2 separate regions of the Mus musculus genome follow, and region 1 is linked to region 2. Evidence: chromatin loops called from intact Hi-C (ENCODE). Cell type or tissue: left cerebral cortex. All regions are shown on one strand. Links, peaks and the distances in the headings refer to the core of each region. The heading gives the core; the rest is flanking DNA. Region 1 overlaps Ank (progressive ankylosis). Region 2 has its middle 140 kb from the start of Gm36899.

Region 1 (8,335 bases), core at 8-8,007, 260 kb before region 2:
CAGGTGGGACGAAAGACACCTGCTGCGCCTGACTACACTGCAAGAGCTTTACACAGACACAACATGGAGCTAAACAAGGGCTCAGGACTCAGAAAGCTGAGGAAAAGGATAATTACTAATTGTTTAAGGCAGGGAAATAGTATGGCATTTAATGACTTTAAGTATCAGGACTTGGCTATTATAATTCATCAAAAGAATTTCTTATAGTATCATAGTTCATCAGTTACAAACCCACCAGGAGGAGAAATGGGGCTGGGTTGGGGTGGGTGGCGTGCCTATAAGAGGGGACAGGGCTGGAAAGAGGATGGATGCGCAGTAGCTTGAGACATGTTAACTGGGAGCAATCCTAATTTAACTTTAACTTTAATCCAACTTTAACTTTGTGTTGATTTTAAAAGCCTTAATTTAAAAACACAATGACATAACTTTAGAGGGTAATGTTTAAAACAGGCCAGTTCCATCCAATACTTATCTCCTTTTCCTAAACTACAAGCAAGTCTTGTCTAAAATAAAACTGAATATATTGGAGAGTGAGTTGCAGTCACGTGAAAACAGAGTACCAATGCATTGTAGCACCTTGGTTTAAGTTTCATGGAATTAGCCTGGCCACAGCGAGTCGTTACAACAACAACAACTCTTAGCAGATCAACACAAGTGTTTTACTTTATACAGTCAATAGGCTTTTTCCGGTGTCTCATCAGCATCTGGGAGCAGAGTCAACCGGCCTGTAGCAGCAGGTGCTAGGTAGGGATTCATATTCATGCCGTTCTGAGTCCCTCAGATCTAGCAACTTGGAGCTTGGGAACTTTATTACTTGAATAACATGGACAAGTGGCCTGCCACCTTTCCCCATTGCTGGTTTTAAATAGTGTGATATCACTTGTGTCTACATCGCAGACATGACAGCAATTTTTAATAACTCCCAAACAGCACTGGGTATGGTGCTGAAGACAATTTATCCCTCTGTCTATACCACATCCCAGCATCAGATTAAAGATCCCTCTTTCGGTGCTGCTTCGTGTTAGGCCCTAAATATTTCCCACAGCAGTAAAGCTATAAACCACCCCTCAAGTCTGCCATGGATCCGTGCATTGGATCTTGCCTAGATGAGCCATTCTGTGTTTCCTTAGTGGGTAGAATGTGTCACAGGGGCCATATTCTGCACAAAACTCAGACTTCCCAGAGAATCATTTCTGTGCTTTTTTTTTTCAACTAGAGATGATATGAACATGAGACAATGCCTCAAATACAAGTTGCAAGCTCTCTAGGCTTTGCAAAGGTCATTGTAAAGTGGATTTTAAATCACAACACACCAAGGGAAAGGAGGGTGTAACTGCATGTCAGATGTATGGTAGAAACATGCTTGTGCAGCAAGTGAGTGAGGGAATTCCCCACTCTGGCCTTTCCACGTGGAAGATGCTCACCTTGAAGTCTGCTGTTTTGTAAGAAGTGATCTCTCTGGGGGAGGGCAGTTAATAGGGGGGCAGATAAGGAGCATGACCCTAGGTTGTCAACCATACACACTTGCAGGGTCTAGCTCTCTGTCTTAGGAACACTGAAGTTAAAAGCCATTGTTCCAGCTAGCAGAAGGCCATCGAAGAGCAGGAGCTGTACATTTGGGAGGCCTCTTTCTCCCTCTCTCAAGTCTCCGAAGCCAGAAACTTCAGGCTCCTACTAAGAAAATGGTGCATTGCTTTTTAACCAGTCTTCCACAAGGGAATATTTGCCGAACTCTCCAAAAGGGGACATGTAAACAACTGGGAAGCAAAGAGTGTTTGCTAAAAGCTAGGACACCAACCTTCAGGTCAGGTTTCATGCTCTAGCGTAATAATCAGACCCAGTGTTTCGGAAAACTAGAACGGGAAGCTCACTCAACAAGGGGTATTTTAGGAAATGTCATTGTACCGAGTTCAACTAGTGTAGCTGTAACTCAGAACATGTCCTCCTGGTTGACCATGACATGCTGTGCTCATCAAATATCTGCAGAGGCCACTGACATTGACTTTTCCACACCAGAATGAAAACCTAATGAACTACTGACAACAGACATGATTTGTGTGTGCCCTGGAGTAGCTGCAGGGTTGGGTTCGCTTCTGCAGAGTTTGCTGTCAGTATCATCTCATTAGGAAGGAGCCTTGGGTTGTCTATTCGTTGTCTAACCAAAGGACCCAAAGCTCCTTAAGAAAACTCAGTCTCTGACTAGAGCAGGGAATAAGACTATCATTATCCTGGAAGATCTAGAGTGCTAGGAAGGAAGGAAGGAAGTGCCCAGAATGAAAACAATAGGACATGTCAAGAGGACAGCAGAGCCACTGGAGTCCCCAGTGGCCAAGACAGGAATATGAGCAACACAATAAAATAGCTTTGATATGACCTCAAGCATAAATTGAGCATCTAAAGCCCATGTTGACACACACAAGTAAGGGGGAGAGGGGACTAACCCGTGTGGGATCCTACACAGCCCCTTACCAGTTCTCTCCGTGTGGGCTGACCAAGGACCAATCATGTCATGGCACACAGAGAGGGAGAGAGCTGCCAAACATCATCACTGGGCCACGTGATCAGCAATGGGGAGGTCTGGCTAATGGAGTTTAAGAGGCCAGCTGTTCCCTTAGCCTGTCAGTTCAGAGAACACACAAAGCTACCTCCAGGACAAGAGAGGTGCATTCCTTGTTGGGTGTCCTCAGGGCTCTGCTCTGTAGACAGTATGGCTTAGTGACATGGCTTTTGAAGTTCCCTAAGCTGATGGTTCTACTTTTGAGGAATTCACAAACTTTTCTCCATGGCCCAGTGGTTAAAATGAGCAGTGAAGGAAAGATTCTGATCTTTAGAAGCTAGAAAAAAGTAAAATGCATGCATCTGTCCTGGAGTAAAATACCTGCTCCAACTGGGCACGGAGGCACACACACACTTTTAGTCGTAGCACACAGGAGGCAGAGGCAGGTGAATCTCTCTGAGTTCAAGGCCAGCCTGGTCTACAGAGCAAGTTCCAGGATACCCAAAGCTACACAGAGAAACCCTGTCTCTAAAACAAACAACAACAGACCTGGCCCAAGGCATCACTGTTGTCTAGAGCATTTATCAGAATTGCAGTGCAGCATGTGGTGGGGTCCTCCCACTAGGAGGACCATACTTCTATACACAGATCAGGTGTTATGGTGACTCGGTGTTTCCTGTAACTAGAAGAGTCCTGCCCGCCTGGGGTGAATTCCTGCCACTCATTCTTCATATTTTGCTTCTGGGCAAGAATGCCTCTCATGTTCTAGATGGGATCTTGTCCCTTACAGGACTACTGTGAGCACCATCCTCCTTAGAGGTACCTGTGTGTGGAGTTGGGACTGGTCCACGCTGTCATAAGGTCTAACTGAGGAAGGAAATCAACGAGAAAGTGTAGCCAACGACTTGTGCAGCTCGCCACCCCTGATTGGTCAATGTCTGCTGCTATGGTTCCTATGGCTTACTGGGGGTCCAACTGGCATCGATAGTGGCCTCGTCTAGATACACGTGGGATTAGGATTGATTTCATTTCCCTGTTGATAGTTTCCACAAAGAGTATTGATGAGAATGGGCGGTAGAATTTGACTAGGCAGAGATATAGATAAAAAGACCATAAATAAAAGTAACCAGTTTATTTCTTAGCCTCCTTGCTGTAAACTAGGCATGCCAGGAAAGGAATGTCTATAGCAAAGGTCTTTGGTTCTGCCATGGCCAGAGGCTTTCGAGGGCAGTAAGGGGCCTGTTATTTCCTTATCTCTTTCCCCTAAAGGAGTGCTCTTTCCAGAAAAGCACACTAACGTCAGGTGCCCAGCTATTCCCACCTCCATCCGCAGCAGTGTGGCTGGTGGCCCTCCCCTCCCAGGGTCCTCCTGCCCAGCTCTGCCACCCCCACCCCCTTCAGCTCCCTATGATAAACTCCTTCTTCCTAAAATCCCTCCATGTGGCCTGGGAACTGCATTGTTCAAGTTCACAAGACAAGAACTGGGCTTCCTGGACTCTCACCTCCAACTACACAGCCAACGATACCTCAAGTTCAAAGACACCATGCTATTCCCTGTCAATCCCCGCCACCCTGTTAGAAACAGCTTTAAATACAACATGCCCCTGTTTATGTCTTTGCAGAAAAAACCAAGTGGGTCTTCATATATGTTTTATCAGGGACATGAGAAGTCATGTTTGGGAGGGGGCAGACATCAAAAGGAAGCTAAGGGCTCAGCTCCAACAGCCAGCATCTTGTGTGAACATCTCAGTTGAGAAGGAGAAAGCAATGCTGTCTTCCAGTGTGGAAATACCAACAGACAACAGTGTATGAAACACGCCAAGACGGAGTGTACATCAGCGCTGTCAGAATGACGGGAGCGAGGCTGGAGTGAGCCATCTGCTAAAGGGTGATCTCATGAAAAGCCATGAGAGGCAGCACCTGAAAGGGCAGTGAGAGAAGGTGGCTTTGGTAGGCACCCCACTGGGAAAGAGAAGGACACAAGGAAGAAAACCCAGGTAGGGACTTCTTATGTAAGATCAGGCTGGCAAACGTCAGACTGCTGAAAATAATGGCCAGCTGTATACATCATAGAGTAAACAGGTCTTGGTTTTCTATTCTGAAGCACTAGAAAAGTCACATGATAAGATGTGACGTGTCACCTGATATTCTCCATCCGGCCTGCTGGCAAGCATGGTTATTACACATTTATCGTGAATAATCTGTAATAAATGCTACCATTTTCTTCTAAAGTGTATCCATCGTGAAGATAAACACCTTCAGATGTAGTTTTAGCATCCCTCTTTTTCTACAGAGTAAGGAGATGAAAGTCAGCCCTCCGATTGAGGTTGGATGGGATGAACTCATTCTTCTTGAGAGCCCTGTTGTCATTTCTGCTATGACCCCAGATTCCTGATAAGTCACAGAACACTGCTTGGAAGCAAGGCGACATTTCAAACAGCAGGGGGTGCCATGCACCAAGCAGAAGAGGAGCTGGGTGTCCGGGGCCTGCCAGCTCCACAGGAGGTATCTACAGAATGTTCCATTCTAGTCCTTAACAGGTCTGAAGGATGTCTAGAAAGGTCCACATGCTAGCTTCAGTGTAGCTTTTCAGTAAGTAGCTTTTCAGAATTTGGAACTTAGGGGATGGGGCCTAATGAAAACACATTCAGTTGGTTGAGAGTTCTGTGGATGCGAGGAGGTAGTACAATCAACCATAGGACCGTACCTCACTGTAAAGTCGCAATGGGCAAGATGCTAAGTTTGTATTATGTGTATTTGACTACGACTACTATGTTTTCAAAGGGAGCTGAAGAAATGGATCAGGATATAAAGTTTCTGCTATGCAAGCCCAAGGGCCAGAGGTCAGATAACCAGTGCCCACCTTCGATGCCGTGAAGACTTGTTGGCTACCAGGAGTCTCAGCCCTTGGGAGCAAAGACAAGGGATTTCTAGTGAAAGCTGAAATGAACAAACCCCTTTGGGGGTTAGAGAGCTGGCTTAATGGTTAAAAATACTGGCTGCTCTTCCAAAAGAGCCAAGTTCAATTCCCAGCACCCACATGGTGGCTCTCAATTATCTGTGAGTCCAGTCCCAAGTGATCTTGTGCCATCTTCTGGTCTCTGAGGGTACTGCGTGCATATGATGTACAGAAATATATTTAGGTAAATACCAACACACATAAAACAAAAATAATAAAATAACTAAAGTATCCAAAGTGGAGAGCTATGGAGCAGGACACCTAACATCAACCTCAGCGTGAACACACATGATTAACGTGTATCTGCATACACCCATGACCACACACACACACACACACACACACACACACACACATAAATGCCACCAAATTCTGAGAAAAGGGGAAAATGATAACAATACAACATGCTTGATCATCTGTTTTCTCACAGCACATGTGGACATGCACAGTCTATTACGAGGAAGGCATGGAGACCAGTTTTCATTGTTTGGATGCCTAAGTCTCTCCAGCCCATGAGACAAACTCTCGGCTCTGCAGGGGCTGCTGAATTAACAAGCCCTACCCTGACAGCTCCCAGAGAACCGGGCGGGCGGGGAGGGAAACAGCTCTGTGCAACAGACTCTGAGCAGTTACCCCAGGCCAAGAACTTTCCATGTTTTTTCTCACATAGTCCTTATACGATTCTGGGATGGTGCCTCTGTCACAGATGCTCTAGGACAGGGCCCTCTACCAGGCCCCTCTCCCTATTTCCAGGATGCCCCAAGGCACTGGAAAGAACCGCATCCTGACTTGGTCTGAGAACGCCTGGACCTCTGTCCATTTACCTTCTACCCCTTCCCCTCCCCCTCACACAAGGGAGGCATTTTCTTCTGCTGGATAATGGAACAGTGAGGAAGCAGTCTCCACCTCATGGTTCGAGGGAGGGACCACAGCAGAAACAAAGGCTGACACAGGCAGCCTTTGTTCTAGACAAAGGGTCAGCATGGTACCAAGGCTAGGACAGGCCCCAGCAGTCACCCTGGAAGGCTGAGTGACAGCTGCCCAGGAGGGTAGTTTAGCAACAGGGAGGTAAGACTGGGTCATTCATGGGAACTCAACAGCTAATCTGGACAAAGAGGCCACCCGAACAGAACCTCTGATAGTGGCTTTTAACCTTTAACAACTTGGGTGTTGACATTTTCTAGTTTGTGGGGTTCCAGAAGAGACAAGCCTCACTGAACTGCAGCTTCCCTGGGATGCTGGGGTGACAGCAGGTGGTCCTGCTGCAGCCAGCGCGGGCACATGCTGCCTCTTAAACAAGAGTAGCAGACAAAAAGGGAGTCAAGCCAGGCAGCCCTTGAATTACAGCAAGCCACTCTGAGATGGGGAAACTGAGGACGTGGGAGGCCTTGCAGACCCGGATTCCAGCTTCAAGCCCCTAAGATGGGCATTTTTGATCCAGTGTCTCTGTATCAACCAGTACATGGCTCTCCTAGGGAATCAGACACTATGAATACCAGCATGTAGGTGACCTTGCAGCTTTTCAAAGGTGGAGGCGAATCCTTGGAGCCCACCAATGTTGGATCACACCAAACCTATCAGCGTTGGCAGGGACCTGTGACTCAAAAGAGGGATCCTGTGTCAAAGGAAGGCCTGATAGTGAAGATTTCCCTCTGGACTAAGACCTTCAGAGTACCAAATTTCTCCTCCACAGGGCTGGGTGGGCCTCTGCTGGGATGGCACTCACGTGCCTTCTGACATCAGGGCTTGACAGACCAACCAGCTGTGGAATGAGCACAGGCTTGGATTGGCAGGGCCCCCAGCAAGTGCCTGTCTACCCTCTCCTCTCCAGAGGCTCCCATATCTAAAATTATTCAGGCCCTGGCATCCTGCAGTAGCAACACATACCAGTTTAGGGCACAGTGCTGCCTTAAAGCCAGAAAGAGTGCACAGACTGCATGAAGAGGGTCTGAAGGCCTCACCAGACAGGAGGGATGCCGAACATGCTGTGATAATTAGATGTTCGGAGGCTCAGATCATGCTGCCAACTTGCGGAAAGACGCCCAAGTGACAGCCAACTTTAGGAGATGCCAGAAGCAGGAGTCCAGTAGGATCCCAAACGAGGACTCCAGGAGGGACCGGCTGGAATATGGCTGCCTGGGTCTTGCTGGGCTTGGCCTTAGTCTGGTGGCCCATGGCTAATTTATAAACACCTGCTCTTCCACATTCTCCTGGCTGTTGTGTGGTCTTCACAGAGGGTGCTCTGTGACACCCCGAACATGGGAGAAATGTCAAGATGAGCCTTGACTGTCAAACACGAGAACATTTGTCTTAGGACAAGGAACTAAATCTTTGTATTTACCTCATCTTGTAAGACTTCATGCAAATGGTCAATCCTCCTCACCCAGTAAAACATTTGCTTACACAATTTCTATCCTAGGAACTTGACAGGAGCCGTGACCCTTTTCCCTTTGAGCAGTGACTCTCTTCCTATTCCTCTTTCCTGTGCACCAACTCTTTCCACACAAGCCAAGTGAGTAAGATTGTGAGATTAGACCTACCAGCCAATGGGGGGAAGGCTCAGCCATCACCTGACCAGCCAACGGGGTGGGGGTGGGGGTGGGGGTGGGGGTAGGGAAGCTCAGCCACCATGACCAGCCAATGGGGTAGCCACCTGACCAGCCAATGGGGGAAGGCTTAGCCACCACCTGACCAGCCAATGGGGGAAGGCTTAGCCATCACCTGATCAGCCAATGGGGAAAGGCTCAGCCTATGTCCTCAAGGGATACACACATAGTACTAAGTCCTATGTACACGTTTTCTTGTGCCTAGATACCTAACATAGTACAATTTATAAATATAAACAGCAGGCAATTAACAACTAATAAACTAGTTAGAGT
Region 2 (8,335 bases), core at 331-8,330:
GGAGCAAGCCTTGCTCAACCAAAATAGGTTGCCTTTCATGGCCCCACAATGACTGCCATCTGATTTCCCTCTTCATGAGTTTCTCTTCGCCACTGGAGCCTCCTTGGTCTGAGCAATTCTATTGCTTTTATTCTGAAGCTCATGGGTAAGACACAAAGGGCAACCCCTAGAGGCTCTCTATTATTAGAGAGAATTATGTCCATAGTAGCAGTCTCTTTGCCTCTTCCTCTATATTCTGAGAAATGAAGTTGTCAGCGAGGAAGTTGAACCCAGGCAGCTATCTGATGGCATGAGCAGCTGATGGAAATTTCCAGTATTTATTTCTAAGCAGTTAAAACCTTTTCCTCTATACCTTGCCTGTGTGCCAATTTAATGATCAGCATCAGCACTGCGTTAGCATTTTCCTTAGCACAGTCCCTTACAATACTCCTTTTATTCTTTTCTCTGTTGTGTGTACACACATGCATATATCCACATATGTGTGCACCCATGCTACCATCACCCAGGTTTCTCTACTCTTTTTTCAGTCATTGCCCCCACTCCATCTCCCATCCCACAGTTTCTCATCCCATTCCTCCTCCCCTTGCCTCTGAAAGGGTGCTCCCCTCAGTCTCCCCCAACCCACCCCGTCCCCTCACTATGCCTCTCCTTCTCTGGGGCCTCAAGTCTTTTAAGGATTAAGCTCATCTTCTCCCGTGGCTACACCAGGCAGACCTCTGCTACATATGCACCAGGGGCCTTGGACCGGCCTGTGTATGCCCCTGGTTGGTGGCTCAGTCTCTGGGAGCTCCCTGGGGTCTGGGTTAGTTGAGTCTTCTGGTCCTCCTATGGGGTCACTCTCCCTTTCATTCTCTATTCTTTTTCAGTCATGCATTTCTCCAAAGTTTAAGTAATTCCATGCCATAGTTTACCGAGAATGACTTACTGTTGTTCTTGGATTAATTAATAATTAATGCCTCTTTTTCTTTTCAGGATGTGCTAGTTGGAACCTTACCTATAATCTCGTTTCCACATTCTACACTTCCCCGTCCCCTTCAGTAACATATTCAGATATACAGGGTCTTGTGTATGCTGGGTAAGTGCCTACCACTGAGCTATAGCCCCGATCACTCATGCTGTAATGTCTCAAAGTCTAAATCACAAAGTGTTTACCATAAAGATAACATCTGTGCTTTATGGTTCTTTAATTTCCTTTCAAGACTTGGGGACTTTTTCACTCATATGCTCCTGGCTATGAAAGTTCCCATATGGCTGGAGGGTGCCTTCTGCCTGGGTGTGTCTTTTTCTTTGTGGGCACTTTGACTCATTGGTCCTAATGTTCTGGCTTTCGTGACGGTTTCATAGAGGATGGATGGTCATGGTTGATCCTCAGTAGGCTCTTCCTGCACTGTCTGTGGGACACTGGGTTTCATTGTCATGCAGGTAAAGGAGCTTAGAATAGCTTCTCTTTCCCTTCTTTTACACGAATCTGTATCTGCAGAATCTGTGATGTTCTAAATTATTGCTTTTTTATTTTGTACAGGAGTGCTTTGCTGTCTGAAACAATGGGCTCCATCCCCTGTTTTCACTTGCTCTTGAAGGCTAAGACCAGCCTGACCAGTCAGGGACTCAGCATAACCCCCCCATAGGCCATGGGTACTCCCTGTCGCTTCTTAGAATAGAAGGCACGAGTCAGGTCCTATTCTCTGCCTAACAGTTGCTGGAGGAAGCTCCTACTTGACATATAGTTACTTAGCAAAGAACAACAGCAAAATGTCCACCTGTCTTTGTTGTTACCCAAAATGACATCTACAACTGATATGAAATAGGAAATGAGTATACCCTAATTGACAGGTTTTGGTCCATTTAGAATGAATCTGAACACGCTGTTGATTTCCATTCCTGATGGCAAGGTCACAGCCTCAGGCCTCAGCTTTGGGTTCCATGTCTCACTCTGTGGTCTTACTTCTCAATTTAAGAGTTCCTGTTTACAAAATGAAGACAATAAGCCTTCCCTTATCATATTTAAAGGAGAGGTAAGTGCAGTTATGTATAGCCTTGTATAACCTGGAAATTAGTGTATTCTCAGTAAATAAATGTTAGTCTAAAGTACTAGTAGATGCGATTACAAGTTTTAGTGTCAAATGTAGATTTGCTACCAATTCAGTAGGCTCTGTCTTGCAAAGGCCCCAACTCCTAACACAATGACACAGACTTCAGAGCCAAGCAGTGAATTCTGAGCACAACTCTGTTTTCTTCTCCTGGGTAACTGTAGGCTCAGAATGGCTGTCAGTCAGCCAGCCAGCCAGGAGACCATGCACTGGAATAAAAATGAGTCTGTGTGCAGCAGTGACTGGAGTAGCTTTGCAGAACGCCCTCCTTGGAGCCAACAGGGTTTATGTGCAGTATCTTGTTGAAGAAGGAAAGAGATGCAGGTAACTCTTACATTTGCACCACAACCAACCAACAGCCACACTTGGGAAGGCCTTATTTATTATACCTTAGAGTGTGAACCTTGAATGAAGTTGGGGTGCTCTCACTATGTTACATTTTCTCTGGAGACTAGAAGAAAGCTCCCTACCCCCTAGAAAATTGCTAGTGCCCCTCTTCTTGGCTCCTGGTTCTGAGATTTCCTTCTCAGCATGAGTAGATTCCCAGATATGATCACAGCCAGCTCCTGTCACCCAACACCAGCGGGACCAATACTTACTGGAAGCATCTCTGATGACATCTCTCATTTCATGTATGAATTAGAGAATCTACATTTCTCGGACATTCCTGTTATGTGCTCACGTGGCTTTGTGTTCATGCCATGCTATTTCTTTTTAGAGCCGGCCTCATATTTCCTTTTATATTGACAAGGGTCTGTATTTTTGAGCCCCATCGTTAGATAGTGCAATATGGGTAAACTGAGTGTCATGATGACTAAGTGACTCTCTAGCACTTTACAATGAGTCAGGTAGTGAGACAGGAATAGAAAACACAACTCTAGTCTCCTAAATTGTTTTTTTCCTGACCACTAGACCACACTTCCTCTCCAGACTATGAGACACTGGAAAATGAGAGTCAGGCTGAGAGTAAATATGGAGGTGAGCCCGCAGAAACACAATTTCACTTGTTCTTAAATCATGTCGTTTAGCAAAGGAAAACAGCAAACACCCCAGTGTCTTTACTGTCATCCAAAATTGCATCCTGAACCCACCATGGATGTAGAACAGGAAATGAGTCTGCCCCAAACCGACATCCCTTTTCCATTTAAATGATTTTGAAAAAGTGGTTGATTTTCCCGTCTGTATGAGATTTCCCTTACAAAAGAAAAAAAAAAGTATTTGCAGTTCAAAACATAAATAAAACAAATTCGTCAGTCACGTGTTTTACTAAATGAAATCCAACAGTTTTAGGCTTCATAGGAAAAACAGGCTGATTAGACGCAGCAGGAAGGTGAGTTTATCGTGGACCAAGTGTGGCAAAGAACAGCACGCAACACATGAAGGTGAAAACTGGGGCAAAACTGTGCAAGGATGTGGGTGTGAGTCTCAACTCTGCTCCTGACTTTCTTCTTTTATTTAAATACGTACACACGTGATTATGTACTTTTTGTGGGGGGCTGGGCATAGGTAACCCTCAGTGTGCATACAACTTCAATGAATCTATTTTCCTCTCCACCATATGGATCCCAGGGACTGAGCCCAGGTTTTTTGACTTGGTGACCCTCACCCGTTGAGTCACCTCACTGGTCCCCTGACTTTCAGTGTTGAGCATATCCAACCATATGTGTCTGAAAGGGGTCATAGCACCTGCCTGCCTGCCTGTCTGCCAGTAGCCTTGGTGTGGAGACAGACAGGATAAGGTGAATGGAAGAAGAGCTGTGTGCTGGACAATGAGATATGGCAAGCCTCTGCCCCATGCCAAGGTTGCCCGGGTAGGCCAGTCATCTTTGCACTTCATCTCCAGTAACAGAGCTCTCAAAGGCTTCTTCTCCATGCTTGACTAGAACTTAAAACAAAAACAGTCTAAACAAGCTTCTTTTGAAATCAATTCTTGGCCATGGAGACAGAAAACAAGATATTTCCTTTTGGCGAATAGCTCCCCCTCTTCCTCGTCATTTAGCAAGAGGTATCTTGAACTGCTCTCCTGAAATCCGATGAGAGATGTGAAGAGAATATTTTCCACTCAGAGAAAAGAGCCGTGCAGTCTGGGGAAGCAGGGCCCTCACTGGGAGAGAATGAGTGCCAAGAGCTGTCTCACCTTGTGGTTCCCGGGCAGGCCTACAAGCTCTACAGATAAAGCCCAGACAGCAACTACTGGGAATCCTGGAAGGTCCTTTTGGGGGAAAAACAACAACAACCTTCCATCAGGGTTTCCATCTGTGGGTGGAATAGGAGGCTATTGTTCCTGGAAACTGAAGAAAAGGCAGGAATTTACTTTCCAAATTGGGCAGCAGCCGAAAATTCAGCACAGCTCACTGCTCAGCTGCTGCCCTTTAACAGCAGGTGATGGTGTGATTTTTCTCAATGGAGCAAACAACCTACTGGAAAGCTCCTCAGACTGTCACTAATCTCTACTGGCGTCGCGTCGGTTTCTTGTATGTCAGCAATTCATGATGCTCCGTGTTTGCCATAAAGAGATTCCTTATGTGTTGGTTGTGTGACCCCCTTATCGTAATCTCAAAAGACAACGATCTCTACCTTCTCTCTAAAATAAATCCAGTACAAGACAATCCCTGCCTTCTTTAGGGGTGGTGCATGGTCTGATGCAGAGGACTGTACTGCCCCGTGCCAGAAGTAGAATCAAGGGAGACCTTTAGAAAACAATACCTGCCAGGTACCTCACGCACGTGTCTTTTATTGTGTAACTTACATGCAAAGGGTTGTGGGTGGGCTGTAATAAATCAGCGCCATCTAGTGGAAATGGGCAAAGCTACAAGTCACCGCTCCACTGCTGTGTCACTGCCAGTAGGACACCTTCCAGCTCAGTCACTTCTCAACGCAGTCTTATTTATACTCTTCTATTTAAACGGGTTGCCCCATTCTGCTTTGAAAGCTAAAGGCTAGTCCTAGGTAGAGTAAAAAGACTGGGGACTGTGTAAATAAATGTTCTGGCAGTAATCAAGATAATTGTACCAGTTAGCATGTGAACACTAATGTTTGGTTTATAGTCATCATATTTCATCCTTATAGGACTCTGGGAGACAGTGCTGTTTTGTTGAGAAGGAAACTGAGGCACAGAGAGTCTATGTAACTTGCCTGGGCCACTCTTTTGCTACTGGGAAGACACCAGTCTTCCTTGTGTCCCCCTGCCTGAATGGGGTCGTAAATATATGCTGGAGTAGACAGAATTCCAGTGTTAGGGCTGATGGACAGAGTCCCAGAATAGGAAAACATGGTGGATATTGGTAGATAATAGGTGTCCCATAGGTCAAATGGAAGTTGGTTCGAGCCATACTCAGTCGTTTTTCTGTTTTGTGTTCCTGGGAGAATTACAGTATGTTCTGAGAACTCCAGGTTATTCTGAAAAAAAAAAAATGGCGACAGGGATATATCTTCCTCGTGGAGGAGGAGCTGGTAGTATGGGGAGAAGTGTGGGTGCTTGCGGTCTGGCTCATGGTGGCTGTAGATAAGATTTTTCTTTTTAATTCTTTGAAAACGATTTTAGACGTTCATCAATTAGAGAAGAGTCCCTCATGGGGAGTAGACAGGTCGGTTCTTAAGCTCTGAATTCAGCCTTCTATCCACCTGGAGTTCTTGTCCCGCCTAGGACAATGTGTGGAATGTGCCCCTCCATAATCCTATCTTCCTTCCCACTGTTGGTGCTCATAGCAGGACCAAAGCTGGCAGGTGCAGAAGTTGTCCTTGGCGCCGTCCGTGGGTGATCCTGCTCTTGTGCTCTTTGGTCTCTTTGGTGTTCATGATGAATGTGAGGATAGGAAGGTGCAAGAAGGAGATTCTTGTTACAGAGTCCTTCTCTGAGGCCTCCAGGGCACAAAGGGCTTTTATGAGAAGGGACAGAGGGAGGATATGGAGATATTGGTTAGGAGGCAGAGGCCTTTGTTATTTAGTCTGCTGTCTCTTTTCTTTTTTCTCTGTCCAAACACAACAGAGTCATGGGCCTCCTGCACCTAATTAGCTAAAGACTATGGACAGAGAACAGCAGATATAGTGGGTTCTGGGAATCTCAAGGAAGTTTTACCAGTTTACATCTCCACCATTTGGGTAGACCCTTTAGAACTTAGACTGTCTAGTGAGTGGGAGGAAGATGAAGGATAAGGGGGGAGGAGACAGACAGACAGACAAAGATCTGCCAAGTAAAATGTCCCCAAAGAGCTGCCCCATCACAAAATGGTGTATTCCTGTCTGGCCATCTAGAATTACCTATCATTTTCTCTCTCTAAAGGAGATTTTAGTTGTATTCATGTGTGCATATGTGTGTGACCACGTGTGAATAAGTGCAGGAGCATGCTCTGTAAAGGCCAGAGAAAATGTTGGATCTCCTGGAGTTGGAGCTACAGACCATACTGAGCCACCTGATATGGGTGCTGGGAACTGAACTCTGGTCCTCTCTGCACGAGCAACAAGCACTCATGACTACTGAGCCATATCTCCAACCCCTAACTGTGTATTTCTTGGTTTAATATTTGCTCCACTAAACAAAGTACAGTAGTAGACCAGCACTGTGCTGTATGGAGAACAGAAACAGGCTTCACTCAGACCCTTAGTATGCTACCAAGAGGATTTAGCATATCCATATACTCAGAAAGATTAAAAAAATATATAACAAGCAACAGGATTTTTTAGTACAGTGTACTACATAATTGAAGTGAATCCTGATGTCTGTTTTCATACTATACAATTTCTTTTGCAGAGTTACGTTGTATTACAAATACAGAAACCATCTTCTTAAAAGGGAATGCAAGAAATAAGTAACAGCTAATGAATTGATATAAAAAAAAAAAACAGTACTTGCAAATAGAGTTTGATTCTTTCCCCAGCCATGACTCATTTTGCGCGAGCGTCTTGGCTTCTCCATCCTTAAAAGACTAATACAATTTGTCTTTAATTAAAGTCTCAATTATTTTTTTAAAGCTCTGGGGAAGATGGGTGCAATGGAAAAATGAACTAACTGAGCCTATGACTTAGCTTGTGCTGGGAATTTTATAGGCAGTTCACAAAGGCTTTTACTTGTCCCCCTAAGTGATAGGCAAAATGTATTTGAAGCCGAACAACTTAGACTGGAAAGGCACACAGTACCTGTCCCCAAAGTAATGATCACATCAGGACACACCCGTTGGGATTGAATGCTCCCATTTAAAGTCTGCCCAACCATCACAGCCTATGTCTGTTTTGGCTTTGGCAGAATGTTGATAACAAGCATCTGCAAGAACCTTGTTTAATTGAGCAGGAAATTACTGTTTTCTTTACCAAGGTGTTGTAAGTAAAGACATACCTGTGTAGACAGGATTTATGGTTTAAGTCCCGTGTGAAGAAATGAAGGTAAATTAGCAAAAATTAATCCCCAGGTGAAATCACAGCTCTGGAACTCATTTTTCCAATGGAATTTGACTGTGTTTTTGGAGCCTGTTAGATTGAGAGGTAATCTCTTGGGCACACAGGGACTTCCTTAAGCACATGAAGTGTGTGTGTGTGTGTGTGTGTGTGTGTGTGTGTGTGAGAGAGAGAGAGAGAGAGAGAGAGAGAGAGAGAGAGAGAGAGAGAGAGTGCGTGTCAGCTAAAGGCTGATGAACACCTTCCCGTGTAGACCTCATCTTATTTCTTGAGACAATGTCTCTCGACGAATCTGGAGCTCAGTGTTCTAGTTAAACTGGATAATGAACGAGCTTCCGGGTTCTGCCTTCCTCCCTTTCTACAGTGCTAGGGCTACAGCCTCTGCTGCCATGAGATCTGAACTCAGGGCTTCTTACTTATATAGTATGCACTTTTCTGACTCAGCCACCTCCTTAGCTCCTGTGTTTATATGTTTTTTGAATGTAGTATTTTACTAAGTATTTTACTAAGTACCCTGGCTAGCTTTGAACCTGTGAACCATTCACCCCAGCCTCCTGTGTGCTGAGATTTCAGGCATGTATGTGGCACCATGCCTACCTTTGAAAATATTTTGACCTCTAGATCCATAGATTTCAAGTATCCCATTGATTCCAGGAAAGAAAAGGAGTCCGTTTCTCTTTCCAGGATGCCTTTTCGAGTAGCCCGCCTCCTGTCCTTTGGATTAGAAGTTTATCTTTGATACCTCCTACCCATCCCTGAGTTCCCGTATTATTTTTCTGAGTTGATTTGGCATTCTGGACCACCGTGGACACTCCTCCACTCGAGCCTCTTCCTGGAGGGCCTGTCTCCGTGTT

What was found. Peaks named below come from ENCODE experiments on the same cell type or tissue, not always from the same donor. Only the 100,000 strongest peaks of a DNase experiment are listed, where the experiment ranks them.
Region 1: it touches region 2 in a loop (5-fold over the local background); 37 of 42 quality-filtered maps call a loop at or near these places.

What each region holds. Positions count from the first base shown.
Region 1 is chr15:27,579,882-27,588,216 of GRCm38, reverse strand. The region is part of intron 8 of Ank (progressive ankylosis); the gene reads right to left. Among named protein-coding and RNA genes, the nearest start is that of Mir7117, 13 kb to the right of the region's middle. In left cerebral cortex, for the core only: CTCF peaks have their summits at 2,299, 4,732, 4,931 (motif pointing right) and 5,594 (motif pointing left); DNase peaks (open chromatin) are centred at 4,951, 5,588 and 7,226; H3K27ac peaks cover 3,702 bases.
Region 2 is chr15:27,322,578-27,330,912 of GRCm38, reverse strand. No RefSeq gene overlaps it. Among named protein-coding and RNA genes, the nearest start is that of Gm36899, 140 kb to the left of the region's middle. In left cerebral cortex, for the core only: a CTCF peak has its summit at 4,889 (motif pointing left); DNase peaks (open chromatin) are centred at 2,254, 4,285, 4,472 and 4,876; H3K4me3 peaks cover 348 bases; H3K27ac peaks cover 1,121 bases.